Regions from separate parts of the Mus musculus genome. Here regions 2, 3, 4 and 5 are each linked to region 1. The links are chromatin loops, found by intact Hi-C in ENCODE. Cell type or tissue: left cerebral cortex. All regions are shown on one strand.

Region 1 (5,000 bases):
GTGACATCAGCAAGAGGCTCCAGAGCTGTGGAATAACCACTGAGGAAAGTTCTGAGGGTAGAACAGGGATAGGCCTGCCGGCCTTTCTCACCCACGGCATCTGAGCACCCCACTACCACCAGTGTGAACATGACCCTTCATCTCAGGAGCTACAATTTGTGGGTTGCTTCCTAACCTGCCTTGTGTGTGTCTTTGCTGTGAGCAGACCGTCTCAACTCAGTGTGTCCCTGCTGCAGTGGCTTCTCTGCTCACGCCCCCTGTGGTTTTCACACAGTCTACCTGTGCCCCACTGAGGGAGACTGATAATGGGCTCATGGCCCTAGGAGGCCAAGAACTTCCTGCTGCCTCCTCCAGCCTCCTCCTGCCCCTGCAGAACTGGGAGTCCTCCACCGTGGCCAGCAGGCCCCTCACCAGGCTGCAGCTCCAGGAGGCACTGCTGAACCTCATCCAGGTAAGACTGTTGACCTTACAGTCGGCACCAGGGCAGGGTGAGTTGTCTCATGCCTACTTTGGACTCTGTAGAGTGCTACCACCTCCCCCAACAGCTTCTAAACTCAGTTAACTGGATGAGATCTCTCAGGGCTTCAAGAGATTTGTGACTTGGAGGAATGAGTAAGGCCTCCTAGGTGCCAGCAGCCAGAAAGAAAGGGACCATGTGATGAAGGATCGGCCAGCTAGGGCACCCTAGGAGCTCACTCTTGGGAATAGTCGTAGAGTCATGTAGGGCAAGCTGCTACGGTTTTGAAACCTGCTGCTGAGAACAGGGTGGAATGATAAGATGCCTTGTCAGCCCCTGCCTTGAGTGTCTCTGCTGCTCTGTGTGGTAACTCACAGCGAACTGTGCTGTGTACTACTTTAACTTTAATGCTTACAGGAAAGCCTCTTATATGGGCTAACGAGATCAGGTAAAGGTGCTTGCCACCAAGCCTGATGATCCCCATAATGGGAGAAGAGATTCCTAAGTGTGGTCTTCTCACACAAATACATACACATTCACACAAAATAAATCTGTAAAATTAACAGTTAAGACCCTCTTGTTTGATTCCACAGACAAGGAAACTGAGGCTTGTGTTTGGTCTGGTGTGACACTGAGCCTGGCTGCTGTGCTCCCATCTCCCCTCGTATGGCCTTTGTAAATTAATGTTCCATTGTATAGTGGAGCATTCTCCTGAGTGAATGATAGGCCTTGGTAAGGGTAGTGCTCAAAGCCACAGAGAAGCAGGCACCTCAACTAATGTGTTTAGGAATCCCGGTAGGCCGTCCTGAAGGTGTCTGCAGGCTCTGTGTAAGCATCAGACTGCTGCAGGAGAACAGGCCAGCCTTTGTGTGTCTGGTTCTCCAGTTGCTGTTTAATCCCTATTACTGAAAACATTTCTAAGATAACATGTTTTAGAAAGAACAAAAAGGATGGGACTGGAAATGAGCATCTGTTTGGAAGGAGAACGCAGTCCGCTGTGATTGAGCCTCCCTGTTTAATTATGTCACTAAGCTTACGTATGCACTAAGACAGAAACTCTTACAGATAGCCTAACATGGTAAGTTCATGAGAATTTAGAACAAATGCCTACAAATTTCTTTATCAGAACAGTAAAGAAATGTAAGCCTAAGCTTAGATTTTAGGGATTGTTGCTTTTCTTGGCTCACTCCCCTCTGGTCGCATAACCCAGGGCTGTGTGTTTTGACTTAGCCATTCAGTCCTGTGGCCTCTGGTCTCTGTGTGTGTTTCACACTTCTCCATGGTGCCAATTTGGTATCCCTGATACACTACTAAAAGTGACTCAGGGCATCTTTGTAGGAAAGGCAGAAATAATCTCTTTATTCGTCCTTTGAGCACGTCACTGACTGTGGTGTGGAGAAGGAGTACGTCAGAGAGGGTGAAACGTAGGTGACTGCAGAAGCCTCATTGCCTTTGAGTGGGAGGGGAAAGCCTCTAGCATTCATCAAGAACAGCACTGCTTAGACCCAGCCTTCCCTTCCCTCCTTACCTAGACAGAAGAGCGCAGAGACTCCCTAGCTACTGCTGTTCATTTGCCAAGGCCGGAGGCTTCCCGCAGGCCATGGGAAGAAACCCTGCTGGCTTTGGTAAATTACCAGTGAGCCACGCTGTGGGTAAAACCCAGTGAATGCCTGAAAGGCTGACACACAGACATTCCCGGCAGCCTGGAGGGTGTTTAGGAAGGACCATTCCAACTCGCCAGCTCCTACCCAATGGCCGAGACACTTCGTGTGGCTCGTTCCTCCTGGCTGTGCTGGGTGTTCTGAGCACATGGTCTTCACATGTGGACAGTGAAATCGGGCAGCTCTGCCCAGCCTCGCCTCCAGCCCCTTCACATCCACACACAGGCCAACCTGCCTGCTGGCTGTCAGCACAAACAGCCGAGGTGGGTAAGGCCAGCTCAGCTCCAGGCAGGCAGGAAGTCTTGGCTTTTGCTACTTGAGTAATGGTCCCTGGACCTGTTGGCTTTGTTTTCCAGAATGATGACAACTTCTTAAGCATAATCTATGAAGCCTATCTCTTCAGCGTGACACAAGCAGCCATGAGAACCACGTAACCAGCTACATGAGAGCAAAGACTAAGAATTGATCTTCCAGGTTCTTCATGTGAACTGGTGTGACCAAACACACTTATGCCTTTTTAACAAAGTATAGTGATACAGAGTAAAATGTTTTATACTGTCTGATGTCTGGGGGTTTTGTTCCTTGTTTTTTTTTTTAAAAAAATCACACTCTCCCCTTTACTTGGTACTACAAGTTGAGCAGTTAGATGGTTCTGGCCAGGTCATGTAAGGTTCGATTTTTCCTCCATTTATGAGGCCATTTGAGGAAGAGTAGAGTTTTTCATGCGAAGGGAGGTTCTCAGAGCTATTTATTAATAGAATCGCTCAGGGTAGAGAAGGCAGTTTCTCAGGGTTGGGCTCTGTGTGCCATGGTGCTTGATAACCACCAGGGGGCAATATTACCCCACAAGTTGCCTACTAAGGGTTCCGTGTTTTCGGAAGCAATGAGGACTTTACCAAAGTCAGCCTTTTATTTGTAAAGCTCCATTTGGCATGTTTGATCTGAGCCTTTGGAGGAAGAATCTTTCTGAAGACATTTCTAGCCAGCTTTCGTTCTAAGTGTCAGCAGCGGCCCCGGCTTGAAGCAACGCTCCGTTTCTCAGTTCAAGTTGGCTTTCAGACAGCCACAGTTAGAAAATGCCCATGAGAAGAGGTAGTGGCTATTCTGGGGCAGAAGGTTGAAGATTCTCCAAGCTCTGTAGAGCTCACCTCTGTGTCCTGTGCAGAGAGGTAAGAAGCAAAATTCAAGGGGAGACAGCAGACCGACCGACTGCCTTGCATCCCCAACAGTGCGTGTGGGCATCAGCCCTGCTAAGTATTCACAATGAATAAAGCTTTGTCTTTACTGTCCTAGTTATTCCTGGGTCATAAAAAGACCTTTGAGTTAGCCCTTTATAGTTGAATCGTACTCTTCTATGGAGAATTTAAAATGGAGGCTGGGGTGGGGGTGCAGGTTTCCTTACAGCTTCTGATACCCAGACCAGGAAGCTTTTGACCCTTGTCCTCCCTCCTGGCAGCAGCATGGGGCTTCTGGGACACCACCTCTCCCTTAGGAGGGCGTGCTTTCCCTAAGGAAGGAAGCTGGGCTGAAGAGGGGTTGGTGTCTGCTCACCCTCACAGCACATCGGCTGAGCATCGGCTGTGCTGGCCTCTGGAAGGGGTAGGTCCACAACCGCACTGTGCTGAACTCATAGGGATCTCTCAAGTGCTTGACAGTGAGTATTCACACCGCTTTAGTCTGATGAGGAGAACAGGGCAAGAGATATCCATGGTTCTGTGGTCCTGAACCATAGGAAAATGTCGCTTTCCAACGTGCTCACTAAAATGGGAGCACTATTAGGCTAGGGTGTACCTCAGTGGTAGAGCACACACAGGATAGAGCCTAACACACAAGGCTCTTGGTTCAATCCCTAGCACTTAAAAAAAGAAATGTTATTTGGCCAGTGGCCAGGCTTTAAAAATAATCTGTGAGGGCTGGGAATGTGATTTGGTGATAAAAATAAATAAAAAGTAAAATAATGAAAAACACTTAAAACTATACTTATGCTTTAAAGTTCCTTCTGTAGCCAGGGAAAGACAAATTTCATTCTTAACATTTCTAATGTATTTGAGGCAATGAATGGCTTCGTTTCATAAAATATGTTTCCTTTCTTCACATGAATAAGTAAAACAGCCGCCACAGCTGCCCAACAGAGCAAGCCAGGACCACGAGGTCAGAGGACACAGCCTTTTCAGGCCAATTCTCCCGTGATCTGTTTTGACAAAGCAACACGTCTCCATCATCCACTGTATGGAGTCATCTTAAAGTCGGCGGGCAGATTCATTTAGACCAAAGATGGCCACCGGCAGGACAGTCAGGGTGGATGGCCTCCTGCAGGTGCTTCTCCTGAGGACACAGGAAGAGACAGATGAGAAGGTTTTCTAGATCCCCCAGGACAGAGCTTCCTATGTAAACCAGCATTTCATCTTCCCATGCCCCTCCTCACCTCAAATTCAGGATGTCCACCCTCACTTCAGGGTCTCTGCCCCAGCAGCAGTTTTAATCTTGAGTTTCGGGGGGTGGTGGTAGGGGATGCTGTGGCTAAAGGCAGCTTCATCCAGGACGGAGTGTCACCTTGCAGAGCCAAGGGAGTAGAAGGTGGAGCATGAGTGGAGTCCCATGGCCCCACCTTCAGCTCCTGGGCAGGACACCTTGTTTTATGAAGTGAGAGACTTCACAGAGTCCAGAGGACTAAATTGTCATGGCCCAAGGCTGCATGCCAGCCAGTGGGAAGGACCAACAGCTGCTGGAGGGGCTTCCTACCATCACACCTTGACAGCATGTGCCTGAGGGCCACCTCACTATGCTTCCCCTACTTCACTGATGCAGTGGAAGTAGCCCCGCCCCTTCTTTATGAAGGGACTCCTTAGGCTGCAGTGGTGATGTCACCGTGACTCTGGGAA
Region 2 (5,000 bases), 220 kb after region 1:
TGTTTCCCAGCACCCGTGTCTGGTGACTCACGACCTCCCGTGACTCCAGCCCCAGAGGATCGATCCAATGACTCCCTCTAGCTTCTGGACACACATAAATAGGCACACACACACACACACACACACACAAGTAAACAATAAACTGAGTCTTAAAGGAAAGGACTGGAGTGAGCTCTACTTCTTGATTACCATGGCACCACACAGTGATGTCAGAAATCAGACCACACTGCTTTTCACAACTAACAGCAAATCCACTCTGGTCTTTTGTTAACAGGAGCAGCCCACGAAACCTCTAACTAGTAGTCGGAGGCTCCACTGTGATCTAGCTGCTACGGTTGACCCTTGCCTTGGTGCTGACTGTAACAATGAATGTGGGAGCCGGGCGTGGTGGCGCACGCCTTTAATCCCAGCACTAGGGAGGCAGAGGCAGGGGGATTTCTGAGTTCGAGGCCAGCCTGGTCTACAAAGTGAGCTCCAGGACAGCCAGGGCTATACAGTATACAGAGAAACCCTGTCTCGAAAAAACAAAAAAAACAAAACAAACAAAATGTCATTTTGCTTTGAAAGAGCTTCTTGGACTATTTAGTATCCCCACATTCATTGTTTTTTGTTTTTGTTTTTGTTTTGTTTTTTTGTTTTTTCGAGACAGGGTTTCTCTGTATAGCCCTGGCTGTCCTGGAGCTCACTTTGTAGACCAGGCTGGCCTCGAACTCAGAAATCCCCCTGCCTCTGCCTCCCTAGTGCTGGGATTAAAGGCGTGCACCACCACGCCCGGCTGACTTTTTTTTTTTAATTATATATTTATTTATGTCTTTTTAGGGAAATATGCATGTGTGTGCAGTGCCTCCAGAGGCCAGAAGAGGGCGCTGGATCTCCTGGAGCTGGAGTTATAGGTAGTTAAAGGTCAGCCTAATGTAGGAGCTGGGAACTGAAATTGGGTCCTCTGAAAGAGCTTTATGTGTTCTTTCTTCCTTTTTTCTTTTTAAAGATTTGTTTGTTTGTTTGTTTGTTTATTATGAGTACATTGTAGCTGTCTTCAGATTTATTGATTTATTGATTTATTGATTTATTTACTATGAGTACATTGTAGCTGTCTTCAGACGCACCAGAAGAGGGCACTGAATCCCATTACAGATGTTTGCGAGCCACCATGTGGTTGCTGGGACTTGAACTCAGGACCCCTGGAAGAGCAGTCACTGCTCTTAACCGCTGAGCCATCTCTGCAGCCCATTATATGCTCTTAAGGAAGCAGGCTGGGCCGTACTCTAAGGGAGTCATTTCTTTTTTTTTTTTTTTTTTTCATTTTTTATTAGGTATTTAGCTCATTTACATTTCCAATGCTATACCAAAAGAAGTGAGTCATTTCTATAAAGCCTTTCAGAAATGCTCTCAGCTCCCAACATGCCACCTGGAGCAGGGTGGAGCCGCAGACCCCCAGCACTGGGTCTCTTTCCCTTCTCCACGCAATTCGGCTCCTAGTGCTCCTCAGGAAAGCGCTGGCCTCTCAGGGCAGCTCATTCATCATTCATTCTCTCTCTTTCCCCCACGATTCTATCACTAGAAAGTTCCTCCTCACATGAAACCAAAATACGCCTCCTTGTAACTAACTTCTGCCTGCTGGAGCAGCTCTGCCTAATCCCCTTCCATTTGTCAGCTCTCCAGTGTTTGAAAACAAGAAACATGCCTTTTACGTGTTCCGTTCCCAACTCGCATATGCCTGACTTATTTCTTCCACCCGTCTTTAGTAAATGTGCTTCTGAGTTAATCAGCCCTCCCCAAATACCTTTTGAAACCATGTGCCCGTCTCTAAATATAATAAACCAGGTGCCACACACTGACTTCCGGTGACTTGGGATCTGAAAGTGTCCTTCAGCACACTGGACCAGCTCTGCCTCTGCTGGAGGGGCGTGGCCAGACTCTGAGGGTGCAGCGCCAACTGCACAGGGCAGCACGTGGGTCTTGGGTAAGAGATTCTTTTGGGGGGGGGGGGTGGGGGGGTAAAGAGATTCTTGCATAGAAATCTCCTGCAAGGACCAGTTCCCCACTGCAGGTTAGATAAACTCTGTGTGTGTGTGTGTGTGTGTGTGTGTGCGTTGGGTGTTTGGAGGGTATCTGGACGTGAAACAGTCACACATGAAAGGAAAAACCAAACCATCTCAAAGATATGAAGCTAGCAAGCCATAGCACTGGGCAGAGGCTTTGGAAGCCAGGCTGCTCTTCTGAGCTGCTCTGCTGCCCTCTGCTGGTGGATGACTTGTGCTGCAGCTTTCAGAAGAAGGAAGCCCTTTTGACACCAGGATCCTAGCAGGAGCTACCCCAGGACATGGCTTCTCAGACATAGAGAGGCTTCAGGGAAGCTATAGAAAAAGAAGTGGGAGTCAGGGCATGTGATACATGCCTTTAATCCCAGTACTAGAGAGGCTGAGGTAGGCAGATCTCTGTGAGTTCAAGCCCAGCCTGGTCTACAGAGAAATCTCCAGGACATGCAGGGTTGTGTAGAGAGACTCTGTCTTAAAACAATAAACAAAGAGAAACAAACACAACAACAACAACTAAGAGTGGCGAAAACCAGATGGACCAATAGCCCTGCCCTGAACAAGCCATCCACTATGCAATCAGACTCAGCAGTATCTACCACCCACCCCCCACTGTGCATGTTCAGGTGTGTGCAATGCATGTGGATGCATGTACATTCCCTCAGTGGAAGTCAGAAGTCCTTGACAAACCAGTCCCTATTCTACTGGGTCTTATTCCGAGACAATAAAAAGAAGGTGTTGGCAATCTTGAATTCACCCAGTACAGCTCCCCACCACACTGCCTCACCCCACTGTGTGCTGTTCCTCAGAAGCTGCCCTCCTTATTTTCTGAGACAAGGACCTGGGGCTCGCAGATTTAGCTGGGTGGGCTGCCAACCTGTCTCTGCGTCTCCAATGTTGGGATTACAAGCATGCATCACCGCACCGTCTCTCTATGTGAGTGCTGGGGACTGAATTTAGGTCTTCGTGCCTTTTGTGTGGGTGCTGGAGATCAAATTGGGTCCTCACGCTGGCAGGGCAAGCAAGTTTTCAGACAGAGTCATCTTGCTAGCCTGTCTGTCCAGCATTCATTCCTTGAATAACGGGAAACAGGCCAAGAAGGATGCTATGCCCCACCTGGACCAGTCTCATGGTCTTACTCAAAACTGCTTAAGCAGGATAGGTACTGTGCCAAGGAGAGGGATGTGTGTGAAGAGAATCCCTGAAGAATTGCTAAGTAAATCCACCAAACCCCAAGTCAGCTTTTCTGGGGAAACTGCCCCTCAGGGCATCCCGGAACACTGGCTCATGCCTTCTTCATAGCCAGGGCTGATCCCAAAGGCAATGGCAGGGTTCAAAGCAGACACCCCTTGTTTTCATTTTTCAGTTTGAGCCTAGGGAAAGATCTGTGTGTCAGGGTCCTAATAGAATACGTCAAAATCTCTACCCATCCCCTACCCTAAACAACCTTTCTGGAATCCTACTTTGGGAAGGCCCTATCTGAAGCTACCTCCAGAATGCAGAGTAGTGGGGCACTGCCCAGGGACAATTTGGGAGACAAGACTACCAACACCTTCCTTTTATGGTCCTGGAGATAAGAACCCAGCCTGGTTTCTCAATTTCTTGCCAGGGAGGGGAGAATTGCATTTCAAAAGGACCTAAGACAATTAGACTCAACTCACACCTCCATCTGGGCAATAGGACAGCCATGATCTCACCAGCTGGGACAGGGAGGAGGAGGGACCCCTCCCCCACAGTGGTCCTCTTACCTCTCACCTTCCTCCTCTAGCACTAGTACTCACATCCCTTTTCAAGGCAGAAAGCCTGGCCTGGAGCTGGGCCTGGTTAATGGCAGCTATTACCAACCTGGCCTCAAGCTTTCACCTTTTGCTCAAGGGCTCAAGTAAAAAAGATGTTAAATATACAATTTGGGATATTCTCCCTCCACCTCCACCTCTGACTTTTTTAAAGGGGCCCTTCTAGCACTGAGAGACAAAGGCAGCCATGGCAGGCAGGTTTCTAACCAACTTCCTCCTTACTCAGCCTTTCCATTCCTTCTCAGAGTGAGTCACAGACAGCCCCAGGATTTGAGGTAGGGAAACGCAGAGCCTCCTGGGGCTCCCTCTCCTGTCTAACAGGATGCTTCCAAGCCTAGGAAGAATGCAGTGTGGGCTTTCGTTCATGCTATCAGGCTATCTATCGATGCACCAGGCAGGAAGACACAGGTCCAGAGGCCTCTTACCTATCTGCATAACTCTGCCAAAGACAGATGTGTTGTCCACGGTGCTGCAGTTCCAGCGCCTCTGTCGAAACTGGTGTTGGCACTCTCTGATGCCCGTCTTGGCTCCCTCCCCGATGTAGGACATGTGCTCCTGATACAACTGACACAGCTTTCTCTGGCCTGGGGAAAGCCCAGGAAGTTGGCTGCACACGGGCTGAGCGCCAATGATGAACATCTCCGGTCTCTGCACTGGGTTCAGAGCTAGTGACCTACAACATCAATCCAGAAAGAGAGAGGGCACGGCTGTGAATGCACTCATGGGTGCGCACAGTATTACCGACTCCTCCACCCCCTCTGCGACGTTCTCCATAAACAAGGCTCTGGACTAAGGATTTGGAAGAGAACTTGAGCCCAGAGCAGAGTGTGGTTTTGCACGCCTTTGTTTCCAGCACATGGGATGCAGAGGCAGGCAGATCTCTGTGAGTTTGAGGCTAGCCTGATCTACAGAGTGAGTTTCAGGACAGCCAGTGAGACCCTGTCTCAAAAAAGCAACAAAACACAACACAACAAAAATCTGAACTGTCTTAAAAGGTGAAGGTGGGCAGAGGAGGCTGGGCAGGGCAGCGAGAGGGACTCCCATCATCAGTAGGGGGTACAGACACTGCTGAAGGAGGGGGAATACTGAGTGTAGCCAAGTACAGGGCGCATGAGGGAAGGTACTCTATTCCTTTAATGCAGATCTCCTAATGCCTTAAGATAGATTC
Region 3 (5,000 bases), 60 kb after region 1:
AGGGGGATGGTACCTAAGCCACAGCTCTCCATTGCTGTGACAAAAAAAAATCAGCTCAAAGAGAGGAGAGATTTCTTTGGGCTCACAGTTTCAGTTTCTTGGCTTCTGTCCATGGTTGCTTGACCAGAGAACGGTAGGTGGAAGCATGACCCTCCCTGGCTTACCATTATCCCTATTTAACACTTGCTGCTGTTTTCAACGATCCCTTCCCCTCCTCCCCTGCCTAGCCATCTAACACGTCTAATGCCCTCCAACCTTGACCTTGGCAGCTTGGGGTGCATGGCTATGCCTTCTTGAACACTAACAATGGCTACATCCTCTCTCATCCTGACCTCCGACCTTTGGTAAGTACAGCCTATGAGAATTGGGGACAGTTCACAAAAAATAAATAAATAAAGGCTAAAATTCCTCAGATCATACAAGAGGAAACTCGACGGTCATTCCTGTTTCCAAATGATTATCTAGGAGGATGCCTAAGGCAAAAAGCACAAGGAATGATTGATTGGTGAACAGACCAGAGAGCAGGTGATACAGGCTGGGCTTGTGAGAATGGTGTCCTGCAGAACAGCCCAGTTTCCATTACTGTAATAAAACATCTGTAACCGCAAGCTTATAAAGAAAGAACTATTTCAGTCCATAGCTGGTTAAGCCTAGTGCTTTATGCTCTGGTGGGGTGCATACAGCACAGCATGGGACAGAATGAACCTGTTGACCCCTGGAATACAGTGAGAAAGAGACTCCAGTTCTGTAACCCTCTCACTGGGCTTTTTATCTCCAAACATTCCAGCATTTTCCAGCAGTGTCACGCTGGAGCCCAGCCGTCCATAAAGAGGCCTCCGAGAGTTGTGTAAGAGGCAAACCATGAGGGAGAGATGGCTCAGCAGCTAAGAGCACCTGAGTTTAGTCCCCAGAACCCTCTTCAGCCAGCTCATAGCTCTCTTTAACTCCAGTCCCAGGGAATGGGATGCCTCTGGTCTCCACGGGCACCTGCGTCCACATGTACACACCCGCAGATACACACATACACTTAATTCGAAATCAAATAAATCCTTTAAGCTTGATCACTGCAGACATTTATCACAAACCCTCACTGCCTCGGTGACTCCATCCCTCCTACCATCTGACAGATGGAGCAGCAGAGCCCCAGAGGCCCAAGAAGGGAATGTGAACATTGAGTTCACAACAAAAATAGCAAGGCCCTCTCACAAGGGCAGTGAAGGCTCCCTGGGTGTGCCTTCGATGTCGCCTAGGACCCCTGTCCCCTTCTGACTCTGTCCAGGAGCTGTGGGTATTTTCACATGAGTTCTCCCAAGCACCTGGTGTCTGAATACTCTACATCCAGGGATTGGCCCTGTCCACAGGGGCAATAGCCACATTGCTGGTGTGAGGCTGAAGGGATAAGGGGGGAGTGTATCAGATGGCCTGGAGGCATCTTAAACCTACTGTCTTCTGACTTCTGAGGAACCCCAAGAGGCTTGGATAGCAGAATTGACAAAGGGGCTTCTCTGCCTCGGGAGTCATTTGGGGAGACCAGCTGAACTAAGTCTCATGGCAGTTAGCTCAAGTGGATACAGAATCTCCTAAGACATCTGACTGAACCACTCAAGGCAAGTGGTAGGGCTCAGATGGGAGACACATTGGTCCATCCCCACTCTCTTCCCAATTCAGACTCAACAGGGCATTTATCTAAACCCATAATGGACAGCCTTATACTAACAGGTTCTTGGACCAGTGCTATCAAGTGACTCACAGAGAGAGAACATGTAGGTTGATCCTAGAGTTGACATTTAGAATTAGGGGACATACAGCATTAAGGGACATACAGAATTAAGGGACATGAATCAGAAACCCATGTGCATGCATCCATCTCGGTAACTTACATGAATAATGCTTTCACTGGCCAGTTCATATTGGGGACCTACTGTGTGCCTGACATTATCGTGCTAGTAAGAGTGCTGTAATCAGAAGAACATATCTAATCAAAATCTAATGTGTGAAGACATGTAAACAAAATGAACTGCTTACCAAAGGACACAGTGGGGCTTACACTCGGTACTGCTTAAGGAAAGTATTATCAGGAAAGCAAATGGTGAAGTTACAGAAAGCAAAATAATAAAGAATATTCCTAACAGTAGAATAAGAAAGGTCAAGAGACATGCTGGGGGCCTAAAAACCTTTCTATGTCAGTGTCCCCAACCAAATGAAGTCATATGCTTATTCTGAGAGGCTTAGGATGGGCTATAATCTGTTAGGTGTAGCTGAGACAATGGCACTGGGCTGTTGCCAGAGAGACAGCTCAGGTAGAAGACAGGGCAGCACTAAGGACTCTGGACCTCTGGAAGGCTGAGAATAGAACATTGTGTGGGCCAGGAGTAAGGAGGTGCTCAGAGCAGGGACAGTGGAGTGACATCAATACTACAATCAGGAGAGAAGAAAACAAAACCCAAGTAAATGAAATAACCAGCAGAAATAAGATACATAATGATGGTGACTTCAACTCCCAAACATCTACCGGAGACCCATTTACAGAAGTAGATGGTGCTATTTTTAAGATGCTCTGGTGATAAACTCTCCTCTTTTATTGATGGCACTACTAAACTCAACCAGGGAAGTACCATGGGCGTAATTACAGATAACATGATGATATCTGTCAGGGAGAGAGAGTGAGAAAGAGCAAAAGAGGGAGAGAGGGAGAGAGGGAGGAAGAACAAGAGAATGATTCTGCTCGGAGAATTGGTTCAGGGATCTGTGTCAAATTTTGGAGACAGGTGGTTATTAAGCACTGCAGATCTGCGCTTGAATCTGACCAATTTAAATTAAAAAAGAAAACACTATCAAGATGAGCTGCTTCTGCAGATGCCTTGAAATCTGGAGGAGAAACTGATTGCTCATGAAGCATTCTAAAATGATCATCTGAGATTAACAAGATGAAATACATGAGAAATAGGTGGGCGCTCTGCAAACTGAACACCCACGCGTGGGAGAGCACCACGTGAGAACACCGAAGGGATTTGCCTGGCTTATGGCGCCATCTGGGCATCCAAGCTGGCCTGGCTGTCCGAGCAGCCGGCAGAAGCCCAGGCAGAGGCCACAGTGCTTCAGTTCAAACCACACCTCTCTCTTCTCCTGGCCGGACTCCATGAGCAATATTGATTTCTTCCCAGACAGCTCCATTTTCAGGGTGACATTGACAGAGCTGAGCCATCTTCAGAGAGAGAGCTGAGGTATCTTCAGACTGGAAATGTTTAGCTGGAGACAGTCAAGTCTTAGAAGTGACAAGATTGAGCATCTCAAGCCCTGTCAGGAGGAACACGTTCTAGGTGGCTCCAGATGAAAGCTGACAACAAGAAGTAAGTTAGGAGACAGATTTGAACTCCACAGGAGAGAGAACTTTCTAGTAATAAGACCTGTCCAAACTATGACAAGTTGTCTCTCAAAATAGGGAGGGAGATGCCTGACATGAGAAATGTGTACACATAAACACACACACACACACACACACACACACACCCCAGGAGGCTCAGAGGCCATCTGTGGCACACATTGGTCAAGCTTTGCACTGAGTGTAAGTTTGGTCTGGCTCATTGTGATTATGGGATGCTTTGATTTTATGAGGGTACTTGAAAGATTTTAAAGAAGAGGGAAGGGGAACAGGGTGCATGCTGACCCCACCTTTTCCATCCTGTCTGGCCCACTCCAGTACAGAGAAGGCAAGAAGCTGAGACCCAAACCCAACTACAACAGTGTGGACCTCTCAGAAGTGGAGTGGGAGGACCAAGCTGAAATTGTGAGTAAGAAGCTTTCCCTCATTTAGCCCTGTCACAGGTAGACGAGCACTGGGTGTCCTGGGAATGCCAAGGCCTCTGGGCGAGCAGCTGGGTTCTGTGCCTATGATCCTTTCAGCAACTGTGGATATTGAGCCATGACCCTGGTGTCACAGGTTACTGAGACAGGCTGGCCTATAAGCCCAGCATGGTTTCAGGGTTGTCAAGTTTAACGTCTAAGTCTCCATAGCGCATGCTAGAGGAGATTATGTCTCAGCAACACAACCCTATGTTCCAGAGCATCCATTCCTCAAAGCCCCGCCTCAGTGAGAGCCCACAACTGTGAGGCAGTGGCACCTGGACTCAGGTCCATCTTCCCTCCTAGAAGTCTGCTCAGAGGCAAAGGGAAGACCCAGTGTCCCAGGGATCCTAGGACATGGTCAGAGCCCAAATCCAGGTGAATAGGCACCAATCCCCTTTTCTTTCCTCTTAAAGCTGAGGACCGCCATGATCAATGGGGAAACCGGGTCTCACTCCATGGACGTGAAGGTGCCACTGGACAAAGGGGTAAGGAGCTAGTGACAGTGCCTGTGAGGTTCAATCGGGCAGCACTGAACCTGGACCTGGACTTCATTGTGGCTGGGGGGGGTGTGAAGAGAAAGGGAAAGCCGTGGGGTAGGAAGGGCTCTGTTGATCTCACGGATGCTCGTCTTTGGAGGCCGCTGGGTGTGGAGGTTGCCCAGATCATTGGCAGCTCTTCTTCCCTCTGCTGCCTGCTATTTGGCCCTTTGGTTGTTTATGACAGGAAGGGAGAAAGTGACAGTTAATTTTGCAAACTGCCAGAAGCTCTGCTAAAATGTGTCGCATGGGGAAAAGTTGGGAATGTTCACTCCTCCCTTAAGCTGATTTCCATCCAAACACTGAGGACAGAAACAAATTCCCTTACTACAGAGAAGCAAAACCGGAAACCCCCTGCTGCCTCTACAGACCTGTGTGTCATTAGAAAAGACCGTTTCATCTTCTCCCTCGAATGATTCTGACGCATCCTCTGAATTCACACGGCCCCCTGACATATTAACAAATGTCACCTCCTCCTGTACAGCCACCCCCACCGCCTCCTTCCTTACCCACCTGCCTCCGCTCAAAGAACACAGCATCTGTCTGCAGCAATTAGACCTGAGTTCTTGCCTTGTACACAGATCTCTGCAGAGGACAAACTGAGAGGCGCTGGCCAGT
Region 4 (5,000 bases), 590 kb before region 1:
GGAGAAGAGGCCGTTCTTTTCCTGATCCCTTGGTTCTCTCTCCTTGGGCTACCATCCTGTAAGTGTGCCTGTGTGCACCTATGTCATCAAGACCCATCTGAACAGCAGTAGCCCTGTATGTGTGTGTGTGTGTATGTGTGTGTGTGCATGTGTGCATGCACCTACGTCATCTGAGACCCACCTGAACAGCAGTAACACAGCCTGGGGGAACGTCTGGAAGTTGTTGTTCCGATTGATCTCTGTGGTGTCATTCAGGGCAATCTTCCCAAACACCTGAAGAAAGAGGAATTGAGGGACCCGAGAAGGACAGCACGCACCGCTCCAGCCACTGTCTAATAGTAACTCTGGGACTATCTGGCAATCAGTTTCTGATGTGACCTAGCAGACACCTGCTATTCCATGATCCCTGGACCCTGGCTCCAGCATGGACAACTTTAGGAGGAAACCTGCCTTCAGCTGTCACTCAGGAAATGTCCCTCAGCCCAGGGGAAGCTGGGGTTGGGGTGGTAAGTGAATGCTGAGATCAGGATACTCAGTGTAGGACCAGGGCCTACTGCCTTTCAGCCTTTGCATTTCCGAGAACTCAAATGCACAGTGATTTTTGGATTTTGCAGTGATACGGAATGGGTGTTCCAGAGCTTGGACAAGCTTGCCTTATTGCTGACATCAGAGGCCTGCCTGTGTTATTCCCTGCTCTGTGATGTCAAGGTCACCCCTTTTGTCTTTTAAAGCACAAACGCACCCCACCTCCTACCCCACAGAACTTTTAGAGGTTTTATATAGGGAGCTGCCAAGGGAAGATACAAGCATGGCTGTGGAGGTGCTGCCTTATAGAACCTGGAAAGACTCAGCGGGAGTCTTGAAGGCTGGAGGAACTCTGGCTGAGGGAACAGAGAGGGCAGAGGGCCCCTGGGAAGGGGGCTCCTGAAGAGGACTGCATGGTTGATGGACAGTGCCTTCTCTTCTCTCCCCACCTCAAATCATGCATATCCATCAAAGCAGGGGATGCTGGTGGGACACGCCCGCTTCCTGCTGCCTCTCAGACGAGGCTGTTCTCTCCTGAAGCCCACTGCTTAATTCATGAGTGTTCTCCCATTGCAGAACCCAAGCCTGGTTCTGTAAGATGGGAGGAATCCCTGTGTTGTCTCTTGCCCATGGCTTATACCACATCCTACTGGGGGAAGTTCCAGCGCTTTGAGTGTTGAGTGACAGGCAGGAACACAAGTCAGGAGAGAGGGAGGAAAGGATGAAGGCTATGGTTCTGGGGGCTGGGAGGGAACCAAGGAAGCAGAGTTTCTCATACCTGCATCCCAATCACTGCATAGATAAAGAACAGCATCACAATCAAAAGAGCCACATAGGGCAGAGCCTAGAAGGAAGCAAAGAGAGGCTATGAGACCTAGCAGTACAGCCAGCAGGATCATTTCCCAGAAAGCATTGCACTTCCCTGGTCCATGGCAGTCTGCTGCCTTTTTTGACTAAGGAGGACTGAGCATCAAGGAGAGAACCTGAGAGGTGGGCTCTGGCTTTCCAATTCAGGAGTCTGTCTGTCTTGTTTGTATGTATGTATGTATGTATGTATGTATGTGTGTGTGTATGTATGTATATGTATGTGTATGTACACACATATGTATCTATCATCCATTCATCTATCCACCCATCTTTTGGGGATGGAGCTGAGGGCCTCTACCACTGAACTCTGGTCCTAGTCCACAGGGTTTCTTTTTTGGTTTTAAAAGCAGGCTTCAGAGTAATGGAGGCAGCCCCGTACTGTTTATTGAGAACAACCAAGGAGCAGCCCTCCTCAGACTACAGTTAGATATTTGCACAAAGAAGGGAGGAGGGTGATGGAAGTTACACAACAGAATGACCGGAGACACCAGGGAAAAGTGGAGAGGAGGCAGCTTACATCCCATCTCTATCCAATTACTTCCCCAGAAGTGAGCAGTCAGCGCTATTGCCATGAAAACATCTAATGAGGAGAAATGCATCTTGTTTCCCCACTTTCTAGCTCTAGAGCTCGGATGTATTACTTAACATCTCTGGACCTGCTTCCTGATCTGAATATGAGAAATGGTAACGCTAACTCAGCAGGGGGTGTGGCATTTAAATGGTTTGAGGCTTGTGAAACACAACGCCAACAGCCTACACATGATTTGGATCGACATATTTTAGTCCCCCTTAGACAGAGCCATGGCCACTTCAGAGGAGGTGCTCCTGGGCACCTGGCCTTCTAGCTTAGGAATTATGCTGCTCATATACCACTAGATGGCACTGAGAGATAACAACATTTTTTAGGGTAAGGTGGGTTCCCTGATCAAGTCCCATTCTTCAAGGTCACCCCAGCCACTTCCCATTACAAAGAAATGTTGGGGTGTCTCGGGGCCTCTATCAGGACCAGTCTACTGTCTTGATCCCATTAGGGCCAAGGATTCAAATCCTTAGAAACTCCCTTCACCTTGACCTGTGAAGGGGGGAGCCCCAGGCTCTCATTAGGGGTTGAGGGCCAGCAGGGTAGGCCACGACTAGAAGAACAGTGGCTCTTTGTGCAGCTGGGCTGGACCTCGAGGTCATCCATCGGAGTGCTGGGGATGGCACTGCCCACAGAGCTAAGAGTTTGGAAGGGGCAGCAAGAAGGGCAGGCAAGGAACCACAACTCACCCACAGTCTTCTGGGCGCAATCACACCCTTGAGCCCATCTGGATGGGGGCAAGCTCCATGTCCTAGCTAAGCTTGTGCTGTCCAGGGCAGGGGACACAAAGCCCTAGGTTCAGGGTCTGAGGCAGTCTAAGAGTGGATGTGTGGGGGAGAAGTTGGCTTTCATGGTATCCGAGAAGGACAGTGGGTAATTTCTACAATCCTTTCCCAAGAGTCCAAGAATCCTGACAGCTTGGCTTCTCACGAGCTTTCCACTTACAAAGCACTCCTCAGAACTGGCCTTACAATTCTCCTTTTCCGGTAAGTTCTGTGGAATGTGCTGAGCCCTGGATTTTAGAATCTCAGGTTTACTCTCATCCCCTCTCTCTTCCAAACAAGGAAATCCAGGTGCTATCATCACACACTCACACAGCCATTTAGAACAGAGGGAGAGCCAGCCCTGGGCCCTGTAGACTGGGCTGGAGCTGTTTCTTTCCTGGTCTGCCCCTGTAGGGGAGCCTTAGGGAAAGTGACATTGGAACGCTGGGCTGCTCTAAGTCCTGGGGGCAGCAGAGGTTGTCTCACTCCCAGCTTTACGAGGGGAAGGGCGCATGGTTACCTGGAAGGACTTGATGAAGGTCCACAGCAGGGTTCGGATGCCTTCCCCGCGGCTCAGCAGCTTCACCAGGCGCATGACCCGGAAGAGGCGGAAGAAGGTGATGGAGATGCGGGAGTTCTCCTCTGCACTCTAGAACCCGTTGGCAATAGGGGGTGCAGTTAACACAGCAAGAAGGTGGGGCAGGAAGGGATCCTCTGAGAAACAGCCATTGGTTGAAAGGAGGCAGGCCAGGGTAGGGCCAGCTGCACTAGACTCTTTCTTTAGGCCCAGACTCTCTGTGAGGTGGAAGGCCAACACCTTTCTTCCTAGGTCAGCAGCCCATCCTTAAGGTCTATGCTACGTCACAGCCCTGAGTCCATGACTTTGTTTTTCCTATCCTTGTCTTTCCCATAACTCCAAGTTCTTCACATATTATAAGCTTTGGGATTTGAGCCCAGAGAGCTACTGCCCCAGGGGCTCCTGCCCTCCTGTGTTGGGAGAAAGCAACCCAGAAGTTCTTATCTTCTCAGTTCTGCCTTGCGGGTGGAACTTGGCTCTGTCAGGAGGCTAGATGGTGGTGACATCCCACACAGCTGTCTGACATTGCCTCTGAGCATACTCTGGCCATTCAAGTCTCACTTCTCTCAGTCTCCACTTTCTATTTTCCAGGAACCTGGCCCAAATGGCTGCTGGGAAATGGTGGTAGTGGCTTCTGTATTATAAGGGGAGGGCCACAGTCCCAGACTTCATTACAGTCTCTGGAATGGCTGCCCTCTCGTAGCCTCAGAGGCTGTGACCTTCCCTAGAGGTCCACAGTCTGGAGACCTGGGGATGCCCCCAGGACAAGGCAGAAAAGGGATCTGCACTGAGTCCCGGGAAAGGCTGAGCCTGGTACGTGACTACTGTGGAGTGCCACACAGGGTATCTGCTGCGTGATCATGGATAGAGAAAAAGAGATAGAGGCAGCAATGAGGCATGGGGAGCTGAGGAGGGGTTAGAATTTCTGGGCTGCTTAGAGTCTAGGGCCAAAGGTTCATGACTGGTGTCTTAGTCTGAAGGAGCTTGCGGGTACAGACACAGGCCTGGCCAGATCTCTGGAGGCACAGTGCCATTGCTCCCATGCCTGAGAACAAGAACTTATACCCTTGTCCTCCCCCGACCCCCTCTCACGTGAGCAACCGACTGTGTTCCAAAGCCCTGCGAGCTGGTCAGAGCCCTTATGCCTTCTCTGAAGCTAGTGCAGCCTACCCAGCCCTGCTGGGAGCAGCACCAGGAGAGAAAGGACCCTAGGAATTCCTGTTATGGCTCCCATCCCAGGCACCCCTTGAAGGAGGGGGTCTTAAGACTGTTGCTCTCCCGTCCTGTCCTGTCTCTTTAGCTTGTCCTCTTGCTATGCTTGACAGTGTTTCTAGATCAGGCCTCCCTCATAGCACTGTGCCTCTCCGTACCCTGGACTATTCCTTAGTGCTAAAACCTGAGGCTCCACAAGCCCTTTCAGTTCTTCTATGGCCTTCTGGTCCATCCCTGAGGTCTATCTGGAGGGGTATAAGTAATGAACTTTAGGAACATGCAAGGGGTAACAGGTTGGAATGGCGACATATCCAACCTCCATGTTAATTATCCCCATCCCCAGAGGAGGCAGGATACTTTGGGACAGATATTCCAAATCAGCCCCACACTTCATACTGGATGGGCTCTGAAGAAACCAAGCCATAGGGTCCTGGTTTTCAGACAAGGGTCAGAACATTTCTTATATTTTAAAACT
Region 5 (5,000 bases), 210 kb after region 1:
CTCTGTAGCCTTCAAAGTCCTGGAACGTTTCTGCCTCCAGAGTGCTGAGATCAAAGGTGTGCACTAACACTATCCAGTCAATTTATTTATTTATTTATTTATTTATTTATTTATTTGGATTTTTTTCAAAACAGGGTTTCTCTGTGTAGCCCTGGATGTCCTGGAACTCACTCTGTAGACCAGGCTGACCTGGAACTCAGAAATCCACCTGCCTCTGCCTCCCAAGTGGAATTTTATTATTTTTAATTTTTAAATTTATCTTTTATCTGTATGGGTGTTTTACCTGCACGTATGTCTGTGTACTGTGTATGTGTAGTACCCGAGGAGGCCAGAAGAGGGCACTGGATCCTAAAGAACTAGAGTTACAGGGGATTGTGAGCCACCATGTTCTGGTGCTGGGAATCGAACCCAGATCCTCTGAGAGAGCATCCACTGAGCTGTCTCTCCAGCAGCCACTTAGGAGTTTGGAAGACTCACTATTTCTAACACCTCAGACATGGAAGACAATGCCAAGACAGTTCTCTTCCTGTAAACCTTGGAGAAGTGGCCTCACAGAGTGTGCTCATGGGTCTGGTATAAAATAAGGCTCTTCTGGTATGTCGTGCTGAAAGAGTCTCACCCACTGAGCATTAGCGAGTGACCTCCTGCCCTGGACACTGACTCCCCTAGATTAGCTTTCCATTGTTCTTCTTGTTGCTTCAAAACCTATCTCAGTCCACTAGTCTGTCCTTTGGGGGAGCGACAGTTTTCACCTGCTCTAAGCCCATCCAGCAACTCCAGGCGTGGGAGCTCAAGTCCCCCTGGCCAGGTACTCCTAAGCAAGCAAACTTTCTCCATCACTCTTTCCTCTCAAAAATCACGTTATCAATAAGGACAGATCACAGAACACAGCCAGAGACTTAGTGGAAAACAGGGTCTCTGGCTTCAGGTGCCCTCAGCAGGAGAGACAGAGCGGGCTGTTCACACCGAGGACCGTTTTGTGAGGTAACGGTCGTTGCTTAATCCGAGTCTGAGCCTGGCCCGTGAGAAGTGCGTAGGTGGTAGTGGTACACTGCCCTGCAGAGAGAACTACACAGGAGGTGCAAGGAGCAGCGGGCACCAAGTGAGCCCTTGATCCGTGCCAGCTATAACCTGCTTGCCGAAAGAACCCTCAAGTCTACAAACCATCCAGATGTCTGGAGGAAGTGACTTAGGGCCTGGGAACAAGCCCAACCATGGCCACGGACACAACTTCGGCAACTACATAACAGGTTCCAGGCTATCCAGGGCTACACAGAGACCCTGTCTGAAAAAAAAGAAAAAAAAAAAGAAAGAAAGAAAGTTAATTAAATCGATTTGATAATTCCACACATGTACAAAATGCATTCTTTTGTGTGTGTTGTTTGGAACAGGATTGCACTGTGTAACCCTGGATGTTTTGGAAGTCACTACATAGACCAGGCTGCCCTCAAACTCACAGAAATCTGCCTTCCTTGGCCTCCTGAGCACTGAGATTACAGACCTACACAGCCACTGCCCAGCTAAAGCACTCTTTTTTTGTTTTGTTTTGTTTTGTTTTGTTTTGTTTTGTTTTTCGAGACAGGGTTTCTCTGTGTAGCCCTGGCTGTCCTGGAACTCACTCTGTAGACCAGGCTGGCCTCGAACTCAGAAATCTGCCTGCCTCTGCCTCCCAAGTGCTGGGATTAAAGGCGTGTGCCACCACTGTTTAAAGCACTCTTGTTACTTTCGCCTCTCTCCTCTCTTCTGCCTCTCACCCGTCTATCCTCCCTGTCCCGGCTACAATCCAGTCTTCACATTCACACCTTTTGCTTTGTTGTGTGACCCGCTGTTTAACCAAAGCCGTCTGTTTGAGCATAGGTTTGAACTGTCCATAGAAGACTAAGTCGACTCCCAAGTGGGTACACAACAGAAGATACTGACTCTCCACCTCCCAGAGTCTACCTGAAGCCAGGAGGCCCCATGAGTTTCTCTTGTATCCATGATTGACTGCTGACCAGACCACTCTTACACAGGCCTGGTGCAGGAGAGGGATGTTGGGAGTTTATGGTTGCAATGGCTTGTGCCATGCCCAGAAGATGGCATTTCTTAGTCCTTCTTACTATCTTACTTAGCTTCTGGATCTTATATCCTTCTCATCCACTGAGCTTTAGAGAGGAAACACGTAAATGTCTTATGTAGGCCTGAGCATTCAACTGCCACTTAGTCTAGGTACTTGAAACTGGTCAACTTTTGAACCAAGGTGTGAGTCACAGACTTTAGACTTGATGGCACAGTGACACTCAGTGGACAAATGAAGAGCTGCATGCTAGTCCCTCATGGGTATTGGAATTTTTCCAGCCGTGAGCCATGCTGGAGCAAGAATGTTCCAAGGGCCCATGTTCTCTGTTACCTAATCAGGTCCACTCTAACATTCCTTATTGAGTTCAATAATAAGCTGAAAGGACACCTTGCATTCTATAAGTGAGCAGAGTTATTTCCTACTACCCAGTCATGTAATCCCTGCCCACAACCTAAGAGAGGAAGCTTGGACATCTTGTGCTCCTTAAAGGACCAAAGGCCAGGGGATGTAGTTAGTCTAGTAGTTTAGTTTAGACTAGCATGTATGGTGCCCTAGGTTAGATTCTAGCATCAGAGGGGGGAAAATGGACAAAAGACCCCTAGCTAAACTAAGTATGGTGCCACACACCTAAGGCAGGATGGTGGCAAGTTCAAAACCAGCCTGAGCTACAGGAAATCCCGTCTCAAAATAACAGGGAGCAAGGGGAACTAGCCAGAGGGTGTCAGTCAGTTTCCACATGCCCAATGTGGATTCTAGTTATGATTTACTGAAAAACCTTAACAATTTTTATTCATCCCAATTATTTCTTTTTTGAAAACTCTGACTTTGAAAAACTAGAAAAATAAGGTCTATTATAGTTTGGATACACAATGTCATCTGTTTGTATGTCATTGGATACAGGCTCACTTGTCTGAACACTCGCTTGGTCCCCCGCTGCTGGTGTTATTTAGGGACATTGCAGAAACTCTGGGAGGTGGGCCTTCCTGGAAGTTTGGATCTCTGTGGGGTGGGTCTTAGGGTCTATAGTTTAGCCTGCTCCTGTCCTAGCTGCTTCCTTGTCCACAGAGATGTGAGCAAGCAAACTCACACTGCAGCTGCCGCAGCCTCAAGCTGTTCCAAACCAGGCGCCAAAACAAAGTCTCCCTTAAGCTGGTTACAACAGGGAAAGAATCCATACACTGCCAAGTGAAAACTGTCTTTAAATCATTCAGGAAAATTAATGGTCTTTCAAACAGAGTCCACAGGAAAATTAATGCATGCGTATGATCTTCCCACCCTCAGATTTCTATTTGATTTTAATTTAAGACAGGCTCTTACGGCTGGCCTTACTTGATCTCCTGTTCCAGATATCGTGGTCCACTACCACAGGCAGCAATCCAGAGAAGGCTACAGAGAGCGCCCTCCTGTATGTGCTTAACAAGGCTCAGCACACACATCTGCATTAAGCTGTTATGCTATGATGAAATGCTTCTTTTGGTCTCTGTAACTTGCTTATGTAGATACCCCAAGATTGTCTTGGATTGCTTAACTGGGCAGAACAGACCAGTTTTTGCTTGCTTGCTTGCTTGCTTGCTTGCTTGAGTAGCTATCGAAGGACTGGAAGGAGGGGAGGGAGGGGAAACTATGGTTGGAATGGAGGAGGGACTGGGAGGAGGGGAAGGAAGGGAAACTATGGTTGGAATGGAGGAGGGACTGGGAGGAGGGGAGGGAGGGGAAACTATGGTTGGAATGGAGGAGGGACTGGAAGGAGGGGAGGGAAGGTAAACTATGGTTGGAACGTAATATAAGAGAGAAGAATGAGAAATCTTTCCCTCACCTCCTTTTTCATGGCAACTTCAAATCTGGCTCATAGACTGTTCATCCTGCTAGCTCAATACATCTTTAATTACAATTGGATAGAGTCTATGATCTTTAACCCAGGATTCACAAACTCCATAACATCAGGATACCGTGGGTTTCATCCTTAGCATCAAAAATAAAATTTCAAATGAGATCACTGCTTGCCCAAATAAGGAGAGGGAGAGAAACCTCAGTAAAAAGATATTTAATGTCAAAGGGACGCTGTACATGTGGGCAGAGATGACAGTCTCACAGGCAGTTGACCTGACCTGCTAGCATGCCCTGTCATTCTCAAAGCCTCCCTTGACAGAGTGACAGCAGATTCCTGTCCTGTGCAACAGGCACTTGGTCCCCAGTCAAATCCCAGGTTTGCTCCACGTCTTCCTGGCTGTAGCAGGTGACAGAACCGTCTTTCTCTTGGCACAAGAGCTTGAGGCAGGAGCTGGTGACATTCTCATCAGAAGGCAGAGCCAGGGTCCAGGGAGGCCCAGATCTCTTACGGTCACCGGTTGGAGTGACTTGAGACCACTCCCCCATATTGGGGCAGGGGACTTTCCTGCAGTGTGTACTCAGATGAGAAAAGAAGGAAGTACAGAGCCCCTTCCCAAAGCTGGCTCCATTTTCAGGAAGACCTAGGCTACCATCCCGGTTATCAGGTCTTTCCACAGGGCCTCTGGGTCTCCTGGCCAGGGTCACAGACACTCATCTTCCCCACAGGACTGTAGATGTGGAATAAGTCCAGTTCCTTCATCTAATCCCCACCTGTCTCCTGGAGGCTATGGCGCACAGACACTCTCAAGCCCATGTCCCAAAAGTCCTGGCCAGAAAATGGGGAAAAGCCCGTTTCTCTCCCACTGGTTGTGGATTTCCAGCAAAATCCAGTCCTCACAGAGGGCCAGCATCTCCTAAGCTCTTCCTCTCCACTTTCTTCTCTTGATTATCTATCATCCATCCATCCATCCATTTGTACAAATATAAAATATATTTAGATAGATTTATATAATATAGACTTTTGTGAGGCGGAGAGGAGCGGCCTGAAGGCCCGTGTGGTGCAGTCACTTACAGACATACTGGTCCACAACCTCGGTGCATTTTTTGCATC

What was found. A loop is a pair of places that touch in the nucleus more often than their neighbours do. Peaks named below come from ENCODE experiments on the same cell type or tissue, not always from the same donor. Only the 100,000 strongest peaks of a DNase experiment are listed, where the experiment ranks them.
Region 2: a loop joins it to region 1, with 7 times the contacts of the local background. A loop is called at or near these places in 35 of 42 quality-filtered maps.
Region 3: it touches region 1 in a loop (7-fold over the local background); 4 of 42 quality-filtered maps call a loop at or near these places.
Region 4: a loop joins it to region 1, with 4 times the contacts of the local background. A loop is called at or near these places in 2 of 42 quality-filtered maps.
Region 5: it touches region 1 in a loop (8-fold over the local background); 40 of 42 quality-filtered maps call a loop at or near these places.

The regions. Positions count from the first base shown.
Region 1 is chr6:119,217,529-119,222,528 of GRCm38, forward strand. Dcp1b (decapping mRNA 1B) reads left to right here. Exons shown (of 9, transcript NM_001033379.3): 8 at 275-451; 9 at 2,475-4,086. The coding sequence ends at 2,552. Among named protein-coding and RNA genes, the nearest start is that of Cacna2d4, 16 kb to the right of the region's middle. In left cerebral cortex, a CTCF peak has its summit at 2,946 (motif pointing right); DNase peaks (open chromatin) are centred at 1,956 and 2,982; H3K27ac peaks cover 525 bases.
Region 2 is chr6:119,442,078-119,447,077 of GRCm38, forward strand. Wnt5b (wingless-type MMTV integration site family, member 5B) reads right to left here. Exons shown (of 5, transcript NM_009525.3): 3 at 4,258-4,505. Among named protein-coding and RNA genes, the nearest start is that of Gm40397, 23 kb to the right of the region's middle. In left cerebral cortex, CTCF peaks have their summits at 861 (motif pointing right) and 2,253 (motif pointing left); DNase peaks (open chromatin) are centred at 1,724 and 2,226.
Region 3 is chr6:119,277,920-119,282,919 of GRCm38, forward strand. Cacna2d4 (calcium channel, voltage-dependent, alpha 2/delta subunit 4) reads left to right here. Exons shown (of 38, transcript NM_001033382.3): 16 at 270-344; 17 at 3,701-3,787; 18 at 4,260-4,331. Among named protein-coding and RNA genes, the nearest start is that of Gm52874, 34 kb to the right of the region's middle. In left cerebral cortex, a CTCF peak has its summit at 3,038; a DNase peak (open chromatin) is centred at 2,990.
Region 4 is chr6:118,624,186-118,629,185 of GRCm38, forward strand. It overlaps Cacna1c (calcium channel, voltage-dependent, L type, alpha 1C subunit), which reads right to left. Exons shown (of 47, transcript NM_001159534.2): 32 at 3,257-3,385; 33 at 1,304-1,369; 34 at 182-273. Among named protein-coding and RNA genes, the nearest start is that of Gm38887, 31 kb to the left of the region's middle. In left cerebral cortex, a CTCF peak has its summit at 2,264 (motif pointing right); a DNase peak (open chromatin) is centred at 2,162.
Region 5 is chr6:119,428,445-119,433,444 of GRCm38, forward strand. It overlaps Wnt5b (wingless-type MMTV integration site family, member 5B), which reads right to left. Exons shown (of 5, transcript NM_009525.3): 5 at 4,087-5,000. The coding sequence ends at 4,954. Among named protein-coding and RNA genes, the nearest start is that of Gm40397, 36 kb to the right of the region's middle. In left cerebral cortex, CTCF peaks have their summits at 325 (motif pointing right) and 2,290; a DNase peak (open chromatin) is centred at 2,294.